Linked DNA regions of Homo sapiens: region 2 is linked to region 1. The links are chromatin contacts, found by Hi-C in ENCODE. All regions are on one chromosome and are shown on one strand. The core of a region is the stretch at or near the end of the contact, and the rest is flanking DNA. Distances in the headings are between cores, read along the strand shown. Region 1 overlaps UNC13C (unc-13 homolog C). Region 2 holds the start of RAB27A (RAB27A, member RAS oncogene family).

The links. A loop is a pair of places that touch in the nucleus more often than their neighbours do. Pooled maps may share reads with other maps.
Region 2: a loop to region 1 is called in a map of GM12878, with 4 times the contacts of the local background. The contact joins the promoter of RAB27A here to the enhancer-like site in region 1. A Hi-C loop is called at or near these places in 1 of 168 maps with a recorded cell type or tissue (GM12878), 3 of 37 single-sample maps with no recorded cell type and 4 of 50 pooled maps.

What each region holds. Positions count from the first base shown.
Region 1 is chr15:54,513,928-54,519,995 of GRCh38, reverse strand. All of the region lies in intron 24 of UNC13C (unc-13 homolog C), which reads right to left. Among named protein-coding and RNA genes, the nearest start is that of UNC13C, 540 kb to the right of the region's middle. Within about 2 kb of position 1,280, at least 2 of the 41 ENCODE cell types and tissues checked have a DNase peak (open chromatin) inside an H3K27ac peak, as active enhancers do; they include GM12878, where a contact is called at or near this core.
Region 2 is chr15:55,287,352-55,293,035 of GRCh38, reverse strand. RAB27A (RAB27A, member RAS oncogene family) reads left to right here and starts at 3,223. Exons shown (of 7, transcript NM_183235.3): 1 at 3,223-3,320. RefSeq lists an enhancer at 2,756-2,905 and a silencer at 3,006-3,535.

The sequences.
Region 1 (6,068 bases), core at 31-2,530:
CTCTTGCTTTTTTTATGTTTTCTTTTTAAAACATCATTTTCCTTCAAATCTTCCACTTGACCGGAATCTTTTCATCTTATAGGGTCTACTTCAACTTAAAATATATGACTGAGAATTCAGCAAAAATTCCCTAGTGAATCTAGAAGTAGGGTACTTTCCTGGAAATGCCCTAAATCACTTCATAAGCCTGTGGTGTCAGCATGAATACTGTGGTTTGTTGTCAGAAGTAAAAGAATACACGGTCCTCTCTACCGGAAACAAATGTGCCCAGCTCTAACCATACTACCCTGTTTTTTGTTTCGTTTTAAAATGCCTCTTAAGGAGAAACTCCAAGAACTTACACGACAATTTTCAGACAGACTATGGCATTTTCTTTATCCTATTCAGATTTGCATGAATGTTATGCTAGAGGTATCAGTTGTATAAATTCATGTTTCTAACTTCTGGGTTTCAAAAAGTTGAACATCAATAGCTGTCTCCCATCCTAATTAAAGAGAGTATGCAGTAAATCCAACTGTCACTGTGCTTCAAATCAACAAAATGCCTTTGAGATATGTTAAATGAGGTTCTTCAGTCTAGACAACTGAAGGAAAAAAAAAGATTGCCTTACCTTTTATAATTCACTCAATATAGTTTTGAGTTAGTGAATATAAGGAATTTTGGCTTTTTCTGTTTCTATGAACTGTTTTTCTTTAAATTACACCTTCAGGCTTTATATGAGTGATGTGACATTCTTTTCTCTTATACATTTTTTCCCTTCTCACCTGCAACACATACACTATTCCTCTACTTCATGGATTGCTAACATGCGGATTGTCCTTATAATGACAGAAATTTAGAAAAAAAAAGAATTTCTGAAATCACATAGTTCAACTTCCTCGTTGTTTCCAAATGGGTAAAACCAAAGCACAGATAATGTGTTATGCTTTTGGAGCCACATGGGGACTGAAGAGCTGCATTCTTAGAAGCTATTTCCTCTGAAGAAATTCTCTTCTGAGAATGTTCATTAAAAAAACAGGAATCCCCGTTTTATAACAATGGGAAAGGAATTTAGGGCTTACATGTTGCATCTATTGGCTAATTGTGAAAATGGACTGGGTAGGGATAAGTTAGGAATAGAATCAACGAGACACTTTATGTTCAGAATTTTGTTCTGCCCTTTTCCCCTGACCTACTCTGTCTGACCCATTTGGCTGTTTCTTCACATTCCTGCATGTGTTATAAACCACTGCTCAGCGATGTGAATATAGTCCACCCAGTCAACTGAATTCAGGACCTGTTGACCATCAAGTGCTGGGGACAGAGTGTTCTCTGTGAGCCATTATCTCAGGGTGTCTGAGGACTATTCTGCTTAGTAGGGCAAACAAGAGAACTGACTGGGTTAAAGAAGTTAAATTTTACCAGTAATGGCATTGGTTTATGGTTTGTTAAAGCAGGCATGAGCAACTGAAGGTGATCACAACAAGATAATGAAATAGATTTATTATAGAAGATGGCAGTTAAAGTGAAGCCGTCTCCCTCTCCTTCCTTGCTGGGGCATGTGTCCTTTCTCCTTAAGTTTTCTTAAGGTTCAGAGAGAGGTGAGTTTAAAAAGAGACTTGGCAGTATATGAGTAACCCTGTGAGCTCTCTTAAATGCTCTGGGAAATGAGGTTAACAAGCGTCACCTGCCTGGGTCTGTATTTCATTTTGACATGGCTCGCCAACCAAAAAACCTTTCAACCTCCTCAGCAGCACCTTTTCTTAATTTCACAAGCTTAGCAGTTAGCTAAACTTTATGTGGTAGTAGTGCTAAATTATTAAACATATTTATTAAATCACTTTAATATAATTTGCTTTATTGGCCCTTATTATTCTCTTAATTTTCCATTAAGTTCAATTTATTAAATCTAATTGCAGAGATGATTAGGAGGAGAAAGAAACCAGGCAGTCTGTGCATGTTGCCACAATAAAAGGCCAGCACTTCAAATATTCAATTCTCCTTATTATCTGGGGCTATGAAGCTATAACTGGTTGCTTTTACTGACGTCAGCCAAATTACATTTCCCTTTTTACCTCTATTTATACAACAAGAGGTGAGGTTTGAGTTTATTTCTGAATTGTTGCAGGATAAGTTATAACAATTAAAACTTTCATCTGAAGGATATCTTCACATTTAGGAGTGTCCTTGTTGTTTTTCTCTCACAAACCTTATCTCTTTAATTGCTCTGATTCCCCTAAAAACTTCTAAGTTCTTTGAGGGTGGGGTCTGCATCTTAGTAATTAATGTATCTCCAGTTCCTAGTAAAATTTACAGCTCATAACAAGTGCTCAGCAAATAAATATTTGTTGAATGAATTAGCGAAGGAGTAAATTCTGTCATCATATTCAGTGTGCTCAGACCTTTTTTTCATACAGCAGTCAGCCCCAAGAGGAAGAGGTGCTTACAGTGGTGGAGAAAGACGTGGAACAGCTGGCTTCTGAATATCCTTCAGTAAGTGCTAAAAGGCATCTCTAGTCTAATTATGTTTTACCAAGTTCCTTACACCTTGTAAGCTCCTTGAGACCCCAGGCATTAAAAAATGTTTTTATTTTGTACCCCAATTTCTGCCCACCTGCAGATAAACTACATGTAAGTAGGCAACAATGGATATTCTAACTAAATACGAAGAACTTTTCAAATTGGTTTAGAAAACAGTTTTAGAACTGAAAGATATAATGTGACAATTTGAAATTGTCTATTTTACTATCTAATATATACTTTATAATTTATTCTATATTTTGTAATTCCTGAAAATATGAGAACAGTAGATTAATTCTTATTAATTTATTAACTAGTAACTTATATTTCTATATTAAGAAGAAAAGGTGAGACAGATTAGAAACCTGAATGTAAAATTTGGCCTCTGTTAACTATAACACCATTTTTTATAAGATTACATATAAAATTCAAGCATAAAGGCCAGAATCTTAAAAAACTGCAAGAATTTTGTATATGATTGCAAATCGACTACCTTTATTTTGGGACTATCCTATTCTTTAATACAAATACTTGCCTGCACTCTTGCATGCTGTTCCAATTTCCATACAAACACCTTGAATCTCAGGTGTTCTTAAGATTCAAAACACAGAAAGTAGGCTGGTCAGGACTGGTGTACAAATAAGAAAAACGGGTATTCTGTGTTATTTTCTAATTATCTGATACTTTTTTTTTTTTTGAGACAGCATCTCACTCCGTTTTCCAGGCTGGAGTGCCGTGGTGCGATCTCTGCTCACTGCAACCTCCGCCTCTAGGGTTCAAGTGATTCTCCCGCTTCAGCCTCCTGAGTAGCTGGGATTACAGGCGCCCACCACCATGCCTGGCTAATTTTTGGTATTTTTAGTAGAAACAGGATTTTGCCATGTTAGGCTGATCTCGAACTCTTGACCTCAGGTGATCCACCCACTTTGGCCTCCCAAAGTGCTGGGATTACAGGAACGAGCTACCACACCTGGCCTGATTCTTTTTCAGAAAGCATATAGCAGTAATTCTCAATGCATGGTCCCCAGACCAGTAGCATCAGCGTCACCCAGAGATTCGTTAGAAATGCAAATCACCTGGCCCTGCCCCAAACGTACTGAATCAAATACACTGGGGGTAGAGTTCAGTGATGTGTGTTTTTCATAAACTCATCAGGTAGTTCTGATGCGTGCTGAAGTTCAAGAAGAACTACTGGCATGGAGTATTATTTCCTTTGAAGCTCTGATCTTTCATCTCCTGTTGCCTCAGCACGTTTAAAGTTGAGAGGCTAGTGGCAAGTGAAAAATGATGAAGATTAATGTTTTTCCTTCCTGGTCTAGGGTTGCTTAGCTAATGACTTAGTCCATGTGGCTAATAGGTATTACAATGAATTTCAATGAGCTACATACACACACTTTTGGGCAGTCAGATGCAATTTCTAGTTGACACATCAAATTTGTCATTAAAAATTAAAAGCGACATAGATATACATCTCTGAAATAAAAGGATAATTTAGTTGACCATTACAATATCCATATTTTTAAAATGATGGGGTTATGGTCCAGATTCCTTGGCTCTATTCTGCCTGGACTTATGTGAAGTTACTCTCATGGGAAATTTTACCACCATGGTATGACACAGAAGAGTCAATCCTTTTTTGAGTCATAACAATACAAATAGCATTATCATTATACCTAATGGAGCTGCCTGTGGTCAACAGATGAAAATAATTTAGCTGAACAAACGAACCCTCCTTTTTCCCTGAATGTCTTAATAACAGCTAACTACAATTTGAAGTAACATCAACAGTTAGTGGGCTTATGGATAACTATGGATTCTACCATTTAAAACGATTGCACCAATAAAATATTGTGAAGGATTAATGCACCTTCTAAATCAATGATCATAACACAAGTTCTTTAGAGTTTCAAAATGCATATCTTATAACTTCCTGAAAAGAAATTAAATTTTGGATTTTTTCATATACCTGTATATATTAGATTACAAATTAATGATAAGTCCTTTTCATGGGCTGCAGCAATGTGTTTTTGTTACAAAATGAATACAAGCTAAGTAATTATTTGCAATTGATAGATAATAAATTATATTCATGAAATAATTAAGCTATTAACATAATGTAACCTAACGTAATCACTCACCAATGAATGAAAATTATTACATGGCACCCTGATAATCATTTTGTTGTTATTGTGTTATAAAGGGACAGATAATATTATATGGGGATTGTAGTGCAAATTAACTTGTAGCTCTAGTACATCTATAACACGGGTTGGCTATTTTACTTGTTTTAGTATAGTGATTCCCAAAACTGTATCCACATAAAAAATCACCAGAGGTGCTTTTTAAAAAAACAGACTCTGTACTCCATTCCTAAAGGTTAGTTTTTCTTCGTGGTTTGTGAGATTTTTTTTTATATATTCTCTAGAGGAATCAGAGATGTTATGCCAAAACATGCCCCTGATTTGTATGCAGAGAAGTGTGTTGGAAAATCACTTTAGAGGAGAAGAAAATTAGTGGTTTGCTTTTCTCTTTTGACTTTTTTTTTCCCTAAATAGGGCATTAGAAAGTAAATGTGCTGACATGGCCCATAGGATATTGTGCATGCAACTGTCTAACAATGATTGCTTAAGTGACTGTTTTTGGAACCATTGTCAACAACATAATCCCACGATCATCATGGTGTTAAGCAATGCTTCCATTTGAACTCCATACAGAGAGTGAATTTTTCCACTGAAAAAGGGTTTTAAACACTCTTTTTATTTCCAGGGGGAAAAGAGGCTGATTCTGTGAAGAAAAAACAGCTGCCTCAACTACATGGTGATAAGGTTAAAGCAGCAGGGAGCTGCAGTAGCACGCAGTCATGCCTGTAAGCAGCCAGCACTTTGCAGATAGTATAATATTAGAGGAAAGCAATGCTGTTGTTAGAAGCCAGCTAATAAACACATAGCATTAAAAACCATTTTGAGCAAGTGCACAAGCAATTATTTGCTATTTAATTTTTATAGCAAGAAGTACATATATCAGCACAGATGGTGGGGGATAAGATAAAAAGAAACTCTTAAATGAAGAATAAGGTCTAGCCTGGAATATTTCCCTTATTTACAGTGGAATTGGTTATAATACCAGTGAAAGGTTTTACAACCAGTTCCACTGTAAGGAAAAAACTGGGAATTTGAATTAGAACACATTGTATAACTTTTAAAGGCCCCTGAACATGTCTGTATCAAGTGTTGCATATCAAAGGGTGAATTCTGTAATTTTCTCATATCAAAGGGTGAATTCTATAATTTTCAATCAAATCCTTTTTCATCTTTATAAAAGCCCCAAGTTAAGGAAACCATTTAGATACTGCCATGTTTATACAACAATATTGGAAGAACTCTGCTTATTATTTTGAAATTCTGTTGCCTTGAGACCCCAGAGTAATCAGAAATTCTATCATAATTCTGTATCAATTAAGCTTCTATTTTCTGGGAGGACACATGATGCACTCAGACTTGAATGCAAGTCTTGCTTCCTCCTGACATTTCATCAATCTCTATGCAAATGCTGACTGGCCCTACCTAAAA
Region 2 (5,684 bases), core at 1,974-4,473, 770 kb before region 1:
AGAGATGACTTTGAACTGACACACGAGATGTGTTCAGTGTACTTAGTTTCTGTAATAACACTCTCCTTGTTTTCTTCCTACCTCTCTGGATACTCTTTTTTTGGATTCCTTTTTGAACTTCCATTGCTCATGCCTTAAATGCTGGGTGTTCATCTGGGTTCTGTAACAAGCCTATTGCCCTCTCAGCTCACTTTCTAGATTAGCTCATTGATTCTAATGCCTTCCAGTACCTTTTGGGTAATAGCTACAGCACATGTTTTCTGTGCTTCAGATAGGCCTGTTTGACTACATACTAAACAGCTTCACTTGGATATTCTGTTGGTGCTAGTGTGTCAAAATGGAAATGTCCTAAACTCATCACTATGGCCTATTTCACCCTTCCTCCTGGTTGCAACTAGGTTTTCTTCCTGTTGCTTAATGGTTTCTTGTTGCCCAAACCAGAAACTGGGCATCCCCATGGACTACTGCCTCTCTTTCACACCCCTACATCCCAGTCCTCTTGATTCACTCTCCTAAATATGTCAAATATGTCCATTCATCTCCATCCTTATGGCCACTGCCGTAATCAGATCGCTATTATCCCTCACTTGGATTACAGCGTGCTAATTGACCTCTCAGACCCATTCTTAGAACCATTAAAAACTTGAGTTCTGAGTTTTAGGCCTGGCTGTGCCACTTATTAGCTGCATGATCTTGGTCAGACTGCTTAATCGCTTTAGGACTCAGTTTCCTCATCTGTAATACAGAGGTAAGAATAGTACCTACTTCATAAAGTAGTTGTAAGACACGTATGAGGTGATGTAGTCAAAACTATTAGCATATTGGCTGACTCATAGTAAATGATCAAGAAATGTTAGTTATGATCATGATCATCATTGCAGGGTTATTCACCGCACAGCCTCTGTTATTTCTCCATTTTCTTTTCTGATTGCTTTCAGTCTTTCAGCTTTTCTGAACCTCTTCCTGTTGCTCCAGTGTTGAATGCTATCTTTTGCTTCCAGGCCTTCCCTCTGCTCCATTTTCCTGGAATTCTCTTCTCCCTTGCCCCTTGCCCTCATTCATTCTAAGTTTATCCTTAACTTTCTCTTGATTTGGTGTCATTTATCTGTGCTCCAATAACACTCTTTAACTTCCTTTATTGAGGCTCTTATCTCACTACTGGAGTTGCCTACTTATTCGATGGTCTCTCAAGTAAGTCCTGACGTCAGGGACCAGTTTACCTTGTTTACTAATAGGGTGCCTGACTTGATGAATGAGTGAATGAATGGGTGATGAATGGGCCATAGCACCATCCTAGGTTTTCTGATCTCCTGTCTGGTATACTCCTGGTGAGAGCCTTGCCTGGCCACAGGAGTGGGGAAAGCTGAAGGCAGGCTTTCCCTGTGCCATATCAGCCATTAGCAATTACTACATTATTGGTTTCCCAGATTTTAGCTGATCAGTGATTCCCAGGACTATTCCTCTGGACATGAACATGAGGCTACCTTTTCCCTTTTTTTTTTTTTTTTTTTTTTTTTTTTTTTTTGAAACAGAGTCTCGCTCGGTCGCCCAGGCTGGAGTGCAGTGGCGCCATCTCGGCTCATTGCAACCTCCACCTCTCGGGTTCAAGCGATTCTCCTGCCCTCAGCCTCCTAAGTAGCTGAGACTACAGGCGCGTGCCACGACGCCCTGCTAATTTTTTGTATTTTTAGTAGAGACGGGGTTTCACCGTGTTAGCCAGGATGGTCTCGATCTCCTGACTTCGTGATCTGCCGGCCTCGGGCTCCCAAAGTGCTGGGATTACAGGCGTGAGCCACCTAACCCGGCCTTTTTCTCTCTTAACCTCACCAACAGTCTGATGGCCCTTCTCTCACACGGGAAGAGCTCTTGAAGTTATCAACCTGTTAGGACATTTGTTATCTCTAAACCCGAGTTTACTGTGTTATGTTTGCCTGGAAATGTTATATCAAATGTATGAAATTGCCAACTGTTTGTAATTTCATATGGTTCATCCTATATGTGATTTTGTAAATTGGACCCACCTGAGAAGCTAACTGCTGTAATGCCAACTGTGAGTAGCTACAGACTGGAAAGGTGATGGAGTTGACCGGGTGGGCCTGCGACAGCTGGAATTTGCGGTGGAGGTAGACACAAGTCAGCGAGACGGCTTAGAAGGCAGAAGGGAAGCTGAACTAAGGCTTCTCAACATTTTACTCTGCTTAGAAGTGGAAACATTTGGTTCAAAGGGCCTTTGCCTTAGACTCCATAGGGACAGGCCCAAGGGCTGCTGTTCACACCTCCTGGCCACTGAGAGGGATGAACTTGGCTGCCTCTGAGTGGGAACCACGAGGTCTGACCCCCTACGCAGTCCCAGGTTCACTACCCCGCAGGCCGGAGCGACACCGTTGGCGCTGGGAGAAGAGAGCCGCTGGGTGGCAGCAAAGGCGCGCAGGTTTCTTCCGACAGAGGCGGTTCCTTAACATACTGTAGTTTTCTTCTTTTTAAACTCATTGCTCTAACACTCTTAGAAATTTACAGTGGTTTTATATTCTTGAATTACACAGTGTGAGCAGAGACTCCGTTTGCCATTTCCTCCCGGAATTACATTGATTTTTTTCCTGCGAAATTTTTTACTTATTTTTCTCCCATGTTATTTCCAGGAATCCTGGGCATTCCCTTGCCCCGGAAACGCCGTGTCCAGGCCGACCTAAGCCAGGAGCCGCAGGGGCGGGAAGCCGGGGGCAGGGCCGGGCCTGGGACGCCGCCTCAGGAGCCGCGCGGACTCGGGAACCTCGGGCGGGGCCGGCGTGAGTACGCCCGGCACCTCCGGCTGCTACGGTGGCGACCGCGAACTGATGCCGTGGAAAACACCCTTAGAACATGGCTTTTTGGGGAGGTGAATAGGGGAGAGTCCCCAAACGACACCTCGCCGCGCACCGGTCCTTGGTGCAGTTTGTAAATGTCCCTCCTGTGTCCCAAAACGAAAACACTCCTATATTTTGTAGCGCCTTCCAGAATGGGGCAGCGGAAACTAGTGTTGGGACAAAGGAGGCGAGCGGGGCCTTTTCGGGGCTCACAGAGGACCCCTCGGAGGCGCGGCCGCCGGGGAGAGCGCGACAGCACCCCGCCCCCCGCCAGCCGGGCGGGGGCCGCTCCCGAGGTGACAGGAGAAGGCGGGAGGTGGAGGAGAGAAGGTCCCGCCCCACCTCGCTCTCCTTTACGGGAAGTGATGTGGGGCCAGGCGGAAAATACCCGCCAACGACCCAAAAAAGGCCGGCGGCGGGTGGACGCGGCGCGCGAGGACCCGAGCCAGGCGGGGACAGGACGGCGGGGCGAGCCAGGTGAGGGGGCCTGAGGAGCGGGAGGCGCGCGGCGGGTCCGGTCCCTCCGGGAGGGCCGAGCGAGGCGTCCCCCTGGGGCCGTCCTAGGGCTGGGGTCCGAGTGCGCCGCCCTTCCTCCCCGCCTCCAGGCGCCCGAGCCCGCCTGAAGAGTGGCTTCTCTCCCAGGCCCTCAGCGCAGACCCCAGTGATGACAACTGCCTGGTGCTGGCCAGGTGCGGTCCCAGGTCCGGCCAGGGTCTCAGATCGCCTCCGGGTTGCATCCAGGTGGGAGGATGCCCATCAGGGGTAGGAAACTTTCCAGGAGGGAAAGGAGGAAAGTCCCCGACCTCCCGCACGCCCCCCGGTTCATTCCTCCCTCTTTTGCTTTCAGTTTAACTGTTTAACCTGGTTGCCCTCCGGTTGGTGAGGGTCTGGACTGCAGACTAGCTGCGAGGGAGGGGCTCTCTCTTCTCCTGTCAGTTAGACTGAAAACTACCTGGCAGCCAGGCCCTCCGGTCGGGACTGGTGGTGGTGCAGATATGATGACAGGCTTTGGTAACTATTGCCAAAGCCTGTCTCTGTCCCAATAGATCACCAGTTCAGCAAAGTCAGGCCTGAAGCGAAGGGAGTCTTGTGAGCCCTGGACTGAGGAGCCTTCCCAGCCTTTCCGCTCCTGCTGGCCACCTGGGCCCACATGGCCTCAGGGTCTTCTGCCACAGGGTCCTTACCCCTACAGCTTAACAGCTGTTCTTTCCTTCTGGATGGATTCTCACATTTTATGGTTGGTTGATCAGTCAGATGTTGGAATTGGGGGTAGAGGGATTATAGAGTTGTGTGTGCTATTTAAGTTTTCTGTAATCATTGCTAATTAAATTTGTTGATTCTCCACTCACTGTTCTTGTTCTTTTTTTTTTTTCGGCCTTAAAAACTTGCTTTAGAGGGAAAATACAATCTGGAAAACAGTTTCTGCAGATGGTTAGAAGTGAAGAAAGGTTAATATAATGCTGAAGGAACTTGACTGAGGATCATTATTTTCTGTATTTTATGTTGGTTTATGTTGTTTTATGTTTTCATTCCTACTTTTTTCTTCCTTCCTTTCTACCATTCTCTCTTCCTCCCTCCCTCCCTTTTTTCTTCCTTCCTTAATTTCTGTGACGTGCCTTGATTTTTAATTTCGTTGAAGTATATTTAATCTATTTTTCCTTTTTTTTCTTTTGAGACAGAGTCTCACTCTGTCGCCCAGGTAGGAATGCGGTGGCATGATCTTGGCTCACAGCAACCTCCGCTTCCTGGGTTGAAGTGATTCTTTTGCTTCAGACTCCAGAGTAGCTGGAATTACAGGTGTGTGCTACCATGCTTGGCTAATTTTTGTATTTTTAGTAGAGGCGGGGTTTTGCTATGTTGGCCAGGCTGGTCTTGAACTCCTGACCTCAAGTGATCAACCTGCGTCAGCCTCCCAAAGTGCTGGGATTATAGGCTTGAGCCACTGCACCGAGCCTATTTTTCCTTTTGTTGTTTGTGCTTTTGATGTCAAAGTTAAGAAAACATTGTCAAATTCAAGATCATGAAGATTTATACTTATGTTTTCTTCTAAAAGTTTTATAGTTTTTAGCTCTTACATTTCATTCTTTGACCCATTTTAAGTTAATTTTTAAATATGGTGTGAGGCAGGGGGTCTGACTTCAACTTTTTGCATGTGGATATCCAGTTCTTTCAGCACCATTTGTTTAAAAGACTGTTCCTCTTTGAATAGTTTTGGCACCTCTGTTGAGATAAATTGACCATGAATGTAAAGGTTTATTTCTGGACTGTCAGTTCTATTCCATTGATCTGTATGTCTGTCCTCAGGCTAGTATCATACTACCTTGATTATTGTAGCTACATAGTGTTTTGAAATCAGGATATGTGAGTCCTCCAACCTTGTTCTTTTTCAAGATTGTTTTGACTATCCAGTCCCTTGAATTTCCATATGAATTTTTTTTTTTTTTCGAGATGGAGTTTTGCTCTTATTTACCAGGCTGGAGTGCAATGGCACGATCTCAGCTCACTGCAACCTCCGCCTCCCTGGTTCAAGTGATTCTCCTGCCTCATCCTCCTGAGTAGCTGGGATTACGGGCATGTGCCACCATGCCTGGCTAATTTTATATTTTTAGTAGAGACAGGGTTTCTCCATGTTGGTCAGGCTGGTCTCGGACTCCCGATCTCAGGTGATCTGTCTGCCTCAGCCTCCCAAAGTGCTGTGATCATAGGCATGAGCCACCATGCCTGGCCTTCCACATGAAATTTAAAGTCAGCTTCTCAATTTCTATTGTTTTGGTTCTAAAATAGATGTAAGGGTTTTAAAGTGAGCAACAATCTCTAGGAGCCAGATTTTTGAGTTTTCTC